Regions from separate parts of the Homo sapiens genome. Here region 1 is linked to region 2. Evidence: read pairs that join two places in POLR2A ChIA-PET (ENCODE). Cell type or tissue: MCF 10A. All regions are shown on one strand. Links, peaks and the distances in the headings refer to the core of each region. The heading gives the core; the rest is flanking DNA. Region 1 overlaps LUC7L3 (LUC7 like 3 pre-mRNA splicing factor). Region 2 overlaps ABCC3 (ATP binding cassette subfamily C member 3).

Evidence for each region. ChIA-PET counts read pairs that join two places held together with the same protein. Peaks named below come from ENCODE experiments on the same cell type or tissue, not always from the same donor. Only the 100,000 strongest peaks of a DNase experiment are listed, where the experiment ranks them.
Region 1: POLR2A ChIA-PET joins it to region 2 with 5 read pairs; 3 of 35 experiments call an interaction of 5 or more read pairs at or near these places.

What each region holds. Positions count from the first base shown.
Region 1 is chr17:50,738,894-50,745,855 of GRCh38, forward strand. LUC7L3 (LUC7 like 3 pre-mRNA splicing factor) reads left to right here. Exons shown (of 10, transcript NM_016424.5): 3 at 1,413-1,452; 4 at 2,209-2,353; 5 at 2,764-2,838; 6 at 4,813-4,917; 7 at 5,759-5,920; 8 at 6,827-6,962. Among named protein-coding and RNA genes, the nearest start is that of LUC7L3, 23 kb to the left of the region's middle. In MCF 10A, for the core only: no CTCF peak of the experiment used is centred there; no DNase peak of the experiment used is centred there.
Region 2 is chr17:50,636,525-50,642,061 of GRCh38, forward strand. All of the region lies in intron 1 of ABCC3 (ATP binding cassette subfamily C member 3), which reads left to right. Among named protein-coding and RNA genes, the nearest start is that of ABCC3, 4.4 kb to the left of the region's middle. RefSeq lists enhancers at 2,107-3,306, 3,756-4,526, 4,204-4,498. In MCF 10A, for the core only: no CTCF peak of the experiment used is centred there; DNase peaks (open chromatin) are centred at 2,577 and 2,927.

The DNA.
Region 1 (6,962 bases), core at 1,911-6,910, 100 kb after region 2:
CGGGGGTGGTGGGGGTGGGTGTAGGTCACAGAATTATGAATCAGAATGGCCTAAGACTGGTCAGTAACAACGGGGGAAGTTGAAGACATTGGAGAAACATCCTCAGGGTGCTGAGTGAAAATGTGTCTGCCGGAGGGGGAAAAAGACATTTTCAGATATACAGGGTCTCAACTGATTTATCTCCCACGGGCCTTTTCTCAGGAAACTCCACCAAAACATGTCCATAAACCGAGAAAGAGGAAAGAAAAAACAAGAGATCCAGTAATTCTCATCTACTACAGAGCAGAAAAGGAATTCATCAGGACAATAATTCTATAGTGAGCTTAGAAAATAAGTATCCCAGATTGAAGTAAGGCAGAAGGCCCATGGAAGAAAATGAAACTGATGATGTGATATATTTTGAGTCATATGTGAAATTAGTATTGAGATAGTTTCTATAGCTGAGTTTGAAGTGTTTGAGAAGAATTTGAAAATATAGAGAAAAAACTAGGCTCACACCTGTAATCCCAGCACTTTTGGAGGCAAAGGAGGGCAGATCACTCGAGGTGAGGAGTTCAAGAACAGCTTGCCCAACAGGGTGAAATCCTGTCTCTACTAAAAATACAAAAAAATTACGCAGGCATGGTGGTGGGTGCCTGTAATCCTAGCTCCTTGGAAGGTTGAGGCAGGAGAATCCCTTGAACCTGGTGGGCAGAAGTTGCGGTGAGCCAAAATTGCGCCGCTGCACTCCGGCCTGGGCGACAGAGCAAGACTCTATCTCAAAAAAAACAAAACAACAACAACAACAACAGAAAACATCAGAAGTGTCTCATAATGAGCCTTTGTTTGGCCTGACAGTGAATAGTACTTGCATAATATAAGCACCAAGTGTTTATTTATCCAAAAATTTTGATGTCTAGGATTGATAAATAGCAAAATAAGCATAGAATTTTAAAAGGTGGAGGTAAATTCGGGAAGAAATAGAGAAGAGTTAAGATAATTGCTTTTTAGAGGTGGGAAGAAGTAGGGGTTAGGTACTAGTCTAGTGCTATTTGACTTTATATACAGATTTGAAAATAATAAAGTCGGCAATGGTTCAGTTCAGTGGTCTGTCCCCATCAGTTTTCTTTAGTGGCAATAAGGAACAGTTTCCTTTCACCTTCCCTCCTTTTCTCCCTCCCTCCTTTACTTCTCTTTTAACCATATATGGTTGCTGTCCATTATATTGACTTTGAAGACTGAGCAGATCAATTTTATATCCTATTTGGTTATGATGCTTCATGATTTAGTAGGATCAGTTTAGATGTCTACAAACTACTCAGTGATAAAGTGAATCCTTTTTCTTTTTAAAAAGAAAAATAACTCTTTTTTTTTGGCAAGAAAAGGTTGCTAATAATCACAGATAATTTATACAATTATATTTTTTCCCCCAGGTCCGTGTGAAAAAATTCATGATGAAAATCTACGAAAACAGTAAGTTATTTTGCTTGTCATTTCCACCCCCCCAGTTATTAGTTGGTTTAAGTGGGACAAGGGTTGAGGAATAATTGCAATTAAATGTAAAATGAGTGTCTGAGAGAAGTCCAGTCAGTGGCTGGGGATAGTAAGAAAGTTCTATAGCTTCAGTAATGATACTGATAGCTACCACATGAGTGCACCCTGTATGTCAGACTTTTTTTTTCTGTAGCCCATTTGCTGTTTTTTTTAAATGAGCCTCACTGTGTCGCTCAGGCTGGAGTGCAGTGGCATGATCTCAGCTTACTGCAACCTCCGCCTCCCAGGTTCAAGGGATTCTCCTGCCTCAAACTCCCGAGTAGTTGGGATTACAGGTGCCCACCACCATGCCTGACTAATATTTTGTATTTTTAGTAGAGACAGGGTTTCACCATGTTGGCCAGGCTGGTCTCAAACTGCTGACCTCAAGTGATCCACCCACCTCGGCCTCCCAAAGTGCTGGGATTACAGGCGTGAGCCACCATGCCCAGCCCCGATTTTATCCATGAGACTTGTCCTAGGTCCAGGGTCATAGATCCAGTACAGTGGTAAAGCTAGTGGTTAAACCCCTGTGTAAAGCTCTATGATGAGGGGCAATCAGAAAGTCACTTCAAATACACCTGGTTTACCCTGCAGCCTAAATGGAATAGTCGTTGAGGCTAGTTAAGATAGAATATTTGAGTTGTAATGGCTGAAGATTTGGAAATGAGTACTTGTTTATTTTCATGTTACCAGGTATGAGAAGAGCTCTCGTTTCATGAAAGTTGGCTATGAGAGAGATTTTTTGCGATACTTACAGAGCTTACTTGCAGAAGTAGAACGTAGGATCAGACGAGGCCATGCTCGTTTGGCATTATCTCAAAACCAGCAGTCTTCTGGGGTAAGTGAAGTCAATTCAGTCTTTGTAAACGGTCCTTGTTTTCTGGAGATTCAGAGACCTCCCTAATATTTTTGAAACTTGTCTTCTGTTCATTACTTTGTTCTTTAAAATGATATGAAACTTATAGGGCATTCATTTTTTTTCCAGTCTTTATTAGCAAACATAACACTGATTTTGCTAACCATAAGATTTTTCTTTGTTTTTATTTTTCTTGAGGCCAAGATTTTTCCCTTAAATAGTAGTAACTGACAATATGTGATTGACCAACAGAAGTTGAAGATAATTGAATTACTATCCTTTCAATTAAGCATTTTAATTATTAAATAGAAATATTATGTATGGTATGTGCAAGTTTGCATGTTTATCTTTGTTTTCAACTTGTTGGTAATACGTTTTATTGTCTTCAATAGGCCGCTGGCCCAACAGGCAAAAATGAAGAAAAAATTCAGGTTCTAACAGACAAAATTGATGTACTTCTGCAACAGGTGAGAATTGTGTGCATTAATGTCAGGAAGTAATGTGAAACAGACATGTAACCAGCAAAAATACAAGGATGGGCCAGGCATGGTAACTCATGTGTATAATCCCAGCACTTTGGGAGGCCGAGGCGGGAGGATTGCTTGAGCCGGAGAATTTGAGACCAGTCTGGGCAACAAAGTGAGACCCAGTCTTTACAAAAATTAGCCAGGTGCAATGGCGTGTACCTGTGGTCCCAGCTACACACGAGGCTGAGTTAGGAGAATTGCTTAAGCCTACAAGGGCGAGGCTGTAGTTAGACGTGTCTGTGCCACTGCACTCCAGCTTGGGCAACAGAGTGAGACCTCGTCTTGTGTGTGTGTGTGTGTGTACATGTACATATATATGTATCTGAAAGGACAGCAAATATGAAAAGACGCTCAACACTATTAGTCGTTAGGGAAATACAGATTAAAACTGCAATCAAATACCTATTTGACACCTATGAGAATAGCTAAAATTAAACTGATCATACCAGCTATTGGCAAGGATGTGAGCCAGCTGGAACTGGGGTATAATATTGCACAACCACTTTGGAAAAAATAGTCTCATTTTTTTCTTTCATATTCCTGTAGATGATATTGGAGTCTGTTTTGTTGTCGTTGTTACTGTTTTTTTGACAGTCTTGCTTTGTCACCCATGCTGGAGTGCAGTGGTGCGATCTCAGCTCACTGCAACCTCTGCCTCCCAGGTTCAAATGATTCTCCTGCCTCAGCCTCCCGAGTAGCTGGGATTACAGGTGTGCGCCACCATCCCCGGCTGATTGTTGTATTTTTAATAGAGATGGGGTTTCACCGTGCTGGCCAAGCTGGTCTCAAATTCCTGACCTCAAGTAATCCGCCCACCTTGGCTTCCCAAAGTGTTGAGATTACAGGTGTAAGCCACTGTGCCTGGCCCTGGAGTCTCTTAAAAAGTTAAAAATGTACCATATGCCATTCTACTCCCAAATATTTATCCAAGAGAAATGAAAACATATGTCTACACAAAGATTTACACTCCAGTGTTCATGAGTGCTATATTCATAATGGCACAAAAAAAATAAAACCCAGACTGGAATCAATTAAAATACCCATCAGCAGGTGAGTGGATAATTAAATCATGATGTATCTATATGGTGGAATGCCTGTCAGTAATAAAAGGGAATTAGCTACATGAGACAATATGGGTGGATCTTAAAATAATTAGGCTGAGTGAAAGAAGCCGGACAAAAAAGGAATATAGACTCTATGACTCTATATAAAATTTTAGAAAATGCATATTAACCTACAGTGACAGAAAGCAGATCTGTGGTTGCCTGGGGATTGTGTTTAGGATTCAGGCTGGAGGAGGTACTGAAAAGAGTAGGTGGCTCACACCTGTAATCCCAGCACTTTGGGAGGATTGCTTGAGCCCAGCAGTTCAAAACCAGCCTGGGCAACATAGTGAGACGCTGTCTTTCCTTTTTTTTAAAAAAAAAAACAGAGTCTCACGTCATCATCCAGGCTGGAGTGCAGTGGCACGATCTTGGCTCACTGCAGCCTCCTCCTCCTGGGTTCAAGCAATTCTTCTGCCTCAGTCTCCCCAGTAGCTGGGATTACAGGTGCCCACCACCATGCCTGGCTAATTTTTTTTTTTTATATTTTTAGTAGAGATGGGGTTTCACCATGTTGGCCAGGCTGGTCTTGAATTCCTGACCTCAGGTGATCTGCCCACCTTGGCCTCCCAAAGTGCTTGGATTACAGGCATGAGCCATCGCGTCTGGCCGAAAGTGCATTTTTCTTAACACATCAGTTATACTTTATTGAAGTATAAAAAAAATCCAGGATAAATTAAACCCAAAGAGGCTTTTGTAAATGAAACCAAACAAAAAAGATGGAAAACAACCACTAATGAACCATGGGGAAAAAAGACAATAGTTGGGTTTGAAAGAAATCTTAACTGTTTTTTTCCCCTACTCTTCTAAGATTGAAGAATTAGGGTCTGAAGGAAAAGTAGAAGAAGCCCAGGGGATGATGAAATTAGTTGAGCAATTAAAAGAAGAGAGAGAACTGCTAAGGTCCACAACGTCGGTGAGTAAACCTTATTTCACATTATCTCATCTGTCTGTTAACAGTTAGTAGGAACTCATTTTTATTTGAGAACCTTTGAAAACTGATGTTCCAAACTTAGAGTCAGCACAATTTGTAGCCCACAAGGTCTGTGGCATCTACTAAGCTCTGCCTTTGTGCAGTATGCAAGCAACTTTATATAGTACAAGAAACAAATGGGTGTGGTTGTATCCCAATAAAATGTTAGCAAAAGGCCTCTCTGGCTTGCCAATCACTGCCTTAAACCATAAATTTTCATATGAGCCTGGTTTTATTTTCATTTTTGTTGTAATAAATTACTCAGTACATACTTACATCTTTGTTAAAAATTAATACACCCTTAAATATCTAATTCTTTTAATTGGAGAATAGAATATACTTGTTTCAGATACTATTGATTGCAGAATGTAATTGGTCATTGGTTCCTCCATATTGAATAGGATATGTTCAGATTATAGTCAATGTGCTTAGTTCCTTAATTAGTTTTGTATATGGACATTATTCCTTGAACCTAAGCAAGGAATGTATTCATACTAAAATAGGTGGCTTTCTGAAAGGTGATTTAAATTTTGTAAGGTAATGTGGGTGTTGAACATTGAACAGTGGGTCTCAACATTTCTTCTGGATGATTCAGTAAGTTAGTTGCTGTTACCTTAAACATCCCTCTCTAAAAGTTGACCACTTGTAGTCCAATATTACTGATTTGGGGAAATGGAAAAGAGCAATTCACACACATTAGAAATCTTTTCTAAATGTTGAGTACTTTCCTGGGATTTGTTTCTCTTCCTCAGATGTTCTTAAAATAACTGATTTATCATTTTAGACAATTGAAAGCTTTGCTGCACAAGAAAAACAAATGGAAGTTTGTGAAGTATGTGGAGCCTTTTTAATAGTAGGAGATGCCCAGTCCCGGGTAGATGACCATTTGATGGGAAAACAACACATGGGCTATGCCAAAATTAAAGCTACTGTAGAAGAATTAAAAGTAAGTTTTTTTGTTTGTTTTGAGGCAGATTCTTGCTCTGTCACCTAGAGTGCAGTGACGCGATCTCAGCTCACTGCCACCTCCACCTCCCAGGTTTAAGCAATTCTCATGCCTCAGCCTCCTGAGTAGCTGGGAGTACAGGCATGTGCCACCAGGCCTGGCTAATTTTTGTTTGTTTGTTTGTTTGTTTATTTTTGAGACAGTCTCGCTTTGTTACCCAGGCTGAAGTACAGTGGCGTGATCTCGGCTCACCGCAACCTCCACCTCTGGGGTTCAAGCAATTCTCATGCCTCAGCTTCCTGAGTAGCTGGGATTACAGGCACACACTACCACGCCCGGCTGATTTTTGTATTTTTTTTAATAGAGACGGGGTTTTTTCCTGTTGGCCAGGCTGGTCTTGAACTCCTGCCTCAGGTGATCCGTCCTCCTCAGCCTCCCAAAGTGCTGAGCCACTGCGCTCGGCCAGCGTAAATTTCTTCTAAAGATACATTTTAGCTATTAAAAAAATCTATTTTAGCTATAGCTACAGCTTTTAGCTATCAGTAGCTATAGATAAAAATAACTATATTCTAATATGGCTTAAATGGAGATATGACCCTCTCATTGATATTTTCCTATGTGTAATTATTTTTGAAGCATTGTGAGTTCTGTGAAATTTTGCTATTTATTGAACTATGAAAGCACTTGATTTTCTTAACTCTTGAGTGCCAGAAATTTGGGAAGAATATTCCTGAGGATTAGACAAATAATGATACCTTGTGTATATACATGGTGTTGGAATGTCTACATTTCCCTTAAGGGCATCAATTCCATAAGTTGGTCTACAGATAACTTCACATTAGTTGACCATTGTTTAACAATGCTTTAAAGTTACATTTGCATAAGAATCCAACTTGATTTTTCTAGGAAAAGTTAAGGAAAAGAACCGAAGAACCTGATCGTGATGAGCGTCTAAAAAAGGAGAAGCAAGAAAGAGAAGAAAGAGAAAAAGAACGGGAGAGAGAAAGGGAAGAAAGAGAAAGGAAAAGACGAAGGGAAGAGG
Region 2 (5,537 bases), core at 538-5,537:
CCACCAGGGTCCAGAGGTTGTGCCTTTGCCTCATGAGCACACTTCCTTTCACTGCCCTTTGGGCCAGGCTGGTATGACCGTGGCAGGTTTGTGGTGCCTGGGATGCCAAACAGAAAATCAAGAGGGTAGTTGTGCCCAAGCTTCAGGCACAAGGGCTCATTGTTCCTGGGTAGCCTCCTGAACCCTGAGAGCTTAGGACTCTACAGAGACAGGTCTCCTGGACCCCAGAGTTGGGAAATTCAGGACTCCCTTTTTGTCCCATGTTCAGACATCCTCTGGCTCTACCTTAACATGGGATTGTGGAATCCAAGAAAGTGGGAGCTTGGGAGTTTGAAGCAGCGAGTCCAACCCCTCAGTGTAGAGCTGGGGAAACTGAGGCCAAGGGAGTGAAGGTCACAGGACAATCAAAGACAGAGTGCTGGGCTGGGAAACCGGACCCCGGGGCTGTGGTTACAGGGTTGCCATTGCCTGGCTGTGAGCCTTTGAGCCTCTGGGCCCTCTGGCCCGCGCACTTCTCCTTGATGCTCGTGAGCTATACACACCTCCTCTGAGGATGCAGGCTCAGTGGGAGTCAGCTCATCTACATTATGAAGCCCTCGTGAGATCTCTGCTTGGATACCTTAAATGGCAAACTGACCACCCCCCTTCCCACCCCAATCTCTAAACATCTTTCACATTCTCTTCTGGCTCCTGAAAGCTGTTCCAGGCTGCACCCAGTGTGGCTGGTGACTGGGGAAGGAGCGTGGAGAGAGAAAGGAGGCTCCCAGCTCATCCTCTGAGGGAATGACAGGGTTTGTACAGCTGAAAGGAGAGAGAGTCTACACTGGAAGCTGGATCCTCTGCCACAGCCTAATTACAAAAAAGGCCTGGAGTTCTGGGCTGTTCATTTGTGATGTGCTGTGTTGCATCTCATTTGCATGGTGTATTATTAAGGCACAACTCCCCCTGAACCTTTACCTTAGGGGCCTGTGGGTGACCCACTTTGTGGGAAGTGGTTCAGGGCAGCCCGGAAGTACCTGAACTAGGAGTGAAAATGCAAGGAGGGGGTGGGGTGTTCAGGCCCCTCTGGGCCGCTCATTTAATCTACCAAGATGCTCAGTAGCTCATCCTTATAGCTTCAGTTTCTCCACCAGTGGAATGGGAAATAACCCAACCCCTACCCACCTCACAAGATTTTTCTGATCAAATGAGACAGGGAATGTGGAATGATTTTAAGAACTAAGAAGTTTTCTATGGGTGGCAAGTTCTGACATTCCCCGGAAGAGGGAGGAGAAAGAAAAATGGGGTTAGAAGAAAATGTCAGACGTGGGAAGACCTGCAGGGAAAGAGCTGGTAGGGCTGTCGGGCCAGTGGCTCCCATTTCAGCTGTTTGCTGGGGAGCTGGGAGCTGTTCCTGGCTCAGTCTGAGGGTAGGAGACTGGAGAGGACCATGCCCCTTGGGACATGTGTACACACATCTGTGTACTCACACACCACCTGCCAGGTGAATGATTTGTGTGAATCCTTCTCTCTCTCACCCATATCGACTTTGAAGCAGGTTACCAACTTCCCTGAATGTGCCTTGGGAGTTTTTGTGGAAATAAATTCCAAAAGAGTGAACTGTGTAATTAAACCACCTCACTACTCAGGAGGCCAGAGGTGCCTCAGAACAAGGGAGGAGGTGGGATCCTCTGCCTGCAGGATTCCTCTCTGTTCTGAACCACAGAGGTTGGGAGCACCTGGGTGGTGAAGGGAGTATGTGGAGGAAGGGCCTGGAGGTATTTACCCCCCGCCAGATAAACACCTGTTGGCAGAATTAGCCTTGATCTGACAGCCCCAGGAAGCTTAGAAATCTGAAGATCCTGACCATGAAAGCCATCCAAAGATGGCAAGGACCGCCTGAGAAGTAGTGAGCTCCCTGTCACTGGGGGGTATGTAAGGACATGGTTAGTGACTGCTTGGCGGAGATGCTGGAGAGAGGATTCAAGCCAGGAAAGAAGGTGGGGTCCTGAGATTCTGTGACTGGGTAGAGGGAAGATGCGGCCAGTGGGGATTCATTAGTTCCTCCTCTGAGATTTCTGGACTCCTCCTTCCCTGGCTCTCTCCCTGCTCTACATACGGAATTTGCCTAGAAGCAGCTCTTGGTAGAGGCCTCTGGGTCTCCCCTTGGTTAGGCCCACATGGGAAAGGTGACCTCATTGTTCCCTTAGCTGTTTACCCATCCTAGGGAGGGGCAGATCCCTGGTCCCTTGGAGGCTCAGCTCCCTGTGTCTCCTGCTCTGTTTTAGCTAGCCCCAATTCTGCTATTCACCAGCTGTGTGACTTTGGGCAAATGACTCACCTTCTCTGGGCTCCAGCAGGGCTGAGGTGGGCTCTGGGGCCTGCTTCAGGTCTGGAGTTGCCCAATTTTGGAAGGATGAGCCTTGGGCTTGGGGGCGAAGGCTATGCATGATTAGGGCCCTTCAAAGCTTAGAGCTCCTGGGTATCAGGGTCTCCTCTGCCTTCTTAGTAGGCAGCCACAAAAATGTATGAGTAATGGGCAAGGCTCCTATGCCAATGTATTTTGACTCACAAATGAAGACAGTGTCCTGCACATCCATGGGGAAGCTGAGTGGGAGGTAGACACTCCTCCGCTTAGCAGACACCATAGCTCACCCTCCCCTCAGGAACCCAGTCCTCCCTGCAAGGCCAGAGCTCCCGGGGCTCCTTTCCTCCATCTCAGCTGCTGCAAGCAAACCCAGTGCTGGATGGCTTTGACCTCTGAGCTCTTGGCTTCTGGCTACGGCATTTCATTGCTTGTGGCCTCAGGCTGGCTTCTCCTCAATCCTGCTGTTCCCCCACTTCACCTGGGCCTTAGGTCCCTGAGGGCCAGAGAGATACGGGGAAGGAAGTGAGTCAGGGAAGTGGCATTCAGGAGGGAGCTTTGCCAAGCCCGCCTGTAGTCCCCAGACAGGGAAATGGTCTTGAAACACTGGGCAGGCTTCCAGGGAGGAAGGACTTGGCAGGGATGACCAGCTGAGCCACCCCGGAGTAGGGCCAGAGCACCCGGACTGTATTCAGTCCTCTCCATTGGGGCAGGATCCCTGGGGAGTTGGGGGTGAAATGAGACCTGGTATGCCATTGCTGGGGTGGCTGGGCCCCTCCCCTTCCCGAACTGAAGTTGTTTCTGTTTCTGGTACTGCGGTGCAGTGGTTGGGGCTGGCAGGGGGCAGGGTGGGATAGTGAATGAGAGCCTAACTCTAGGCTTGGATTTTGGATTTCTCCTTTTTTTTTTTTTTGTGACAGAGTCTTGCTCTGTCGCCCAGGCTGAAGTGCAGTAGCACAATCTCAACTCACTGCAACCTCCACCTCCCAGGTTCAAGCAATCCTCCTGCCTCAGCCTCCCAAGTAGCTGGGATTACAGGTGCACACCACCATGCCCGGCTAATTTTTGTATTTTTAGTAGAGACGGGGTTTCACCATGATGGCCAGGCTGGTCTCAAATTCCTGACCTCAAGTCATCTGCCCACCTCAGCCTCCTAAAGTGCTGGGATTACAGGCGTGAGCCACCGCATTCAGCCAGATTTCTCCTAACTGGATATTCAGGTTTCTAGTCAGGGGCTCCCAGAACCCCAGCTAGGCCACTACCCAGGTGTTAGCCGCTCTGCTCCCTCAGCTCTGTGAGAATAATTGCAAAAAGCAGGTGATATGAGAATGGGCTGCATGGCTGAAAGGTGATCTGGGTGCAAGTGCTCTATCCCCAGGGTGGGACATCATGCCGGAGTCCTACCAGGTGTACAGGAAACACTAATCCTGTGGGAAGGAGCTGGGCCCTGGAACAAAACTCTCTGGGTCTAATCCCAGCATCAGCCCTGGGTGTCAGCTGTCATGAGCGTGAAATGATCATCCTGGCCCACAGCAGGAGCTCAGTGAACCAAAGCCCCTTCCAGAAGCACATTGGCCAGTTGAGCCCGTGAGCCATCCCTGCAAGGGGCCAGCAGGCGCAGCACAACCAGTTTTTGTTTGTTTGTTTGTTGTGTTGTGTTGTGTTTTTGAGAAGGAGTCTCGCTCTGCCACCCTGGCTGGAGTGCAGTGGCGTGATCTCAGCTCACTGCAACCTCCGCCTCCCAGGTTCAAACAATTATCCTGCCTCAGCCTCCTGAGTAGCTGGGATTACAGGCATGCGCCACCATGCCTAGATAATTTTTTTAAATATTTTTAGTAGAGACAGCGTTTCGTCATGTTGGCCAGGCTGGTCGCAGACTCCTGACCTCAGGGGACCCACCCTCCTCGGCCTCCCAAAGTGCTGGGATTACAGCACAGCCAGTTTTTGACCCCTGCCCCCAGGCCTTCCAAAGGCTGAGGGAGGGTGAGTGGGGATCAGCACGTGTCCTTGCTCTCTCCACGCCTTCATTGCTGCTGAGTCAATGGTCTTGTCTGTTCATCCCTTCCCTATCTGGGACTTCAGGAGCTGCCCTGCAGTGGTGGCTTCCTTCTCCAGTACCACACAGGAATAGGGAAGTAATGACTCTTCTCATGACAGAGACTGTCAACAGGCCTGGGGCCCCCAGGGCTTGGGAAGTCCCTGGCAAAGCTGGGGCAGAGGGCTCCGGGGTCCTCACCCCCCGCCCCCATCGCCTGTATGAGTCTGCAGTGATTTCAGCTTCAGTGACCATGAAGTCTGCCATGAGGGGGCCTCTGCCACGTGGTCCATTCTGGATGTGGGACCTTACCCCTTATCAGCCCCATCCAGCTGTTTAATCGCATTATTAAGGAAGCTGTTGTTGCTGTGGAAACTGTGTGGGTGATGGTGGGGGAGGGGGCTGTGGGCTCAGCTCTCACCTCCCAGCAGTGCTCTTCAGAGCGGGAATGAGAGGAGAGCCTTGAGTAGGGATCGTCATCCTGCCCTGCAGGGATTCAGGGAGTGTTACAGGGTCCAGGGAATAACCTTCACTGGCCCTGTCCTCACCTTCATTTTACACATAACTGAGTTGGAGACCCTTCTGGGTGCCAAGAACTGTGGCCTTGGTACCAGGGAGAGAACACTGTGTTCCTGGGCATGAAGCTGCAGAGGCTGCGGCTGGAGTTGGCACCCTCCATTTATCTATTCATTTGTTTATTCATTCTTTTGTTCAATAGATGGTTATTGAGTACCTTCTCTGTGCCAGGCCCTGCTCTAAGCAACAGGAAATACCATCAACTGCAGAATACAGAGCTAAAGAATCTGTCTTCGTGGAGCATATACTCTAGTGGGAAGAGGCAGTAAAACAAGAATCATAAAGGCCAGGTGCAGTGGCTCATGCCTGTAATCCCAGCACTTTGGGAGGCCGAAGCAGGAGGATCACTTGAGCCCAGAAGTTCGAGACCAGTCTGGGCCACATAGTGGGACCCCATCTCTACAAAAAAATTAAAAAATTAGCTGGGCGTGGTGGCACATGCCTGTAGTCCCAGCTACTCAGGAGGCTGAGGCAGGAGGATCGCTTGAGCCCAAGAGGTCAAGATTACAGTGGGGAAAAAAAAAAAAAAAGAACAGTTGAATGTGGCACTGTCATGCCGTTCAACCTGTAATTTGAAGGTAG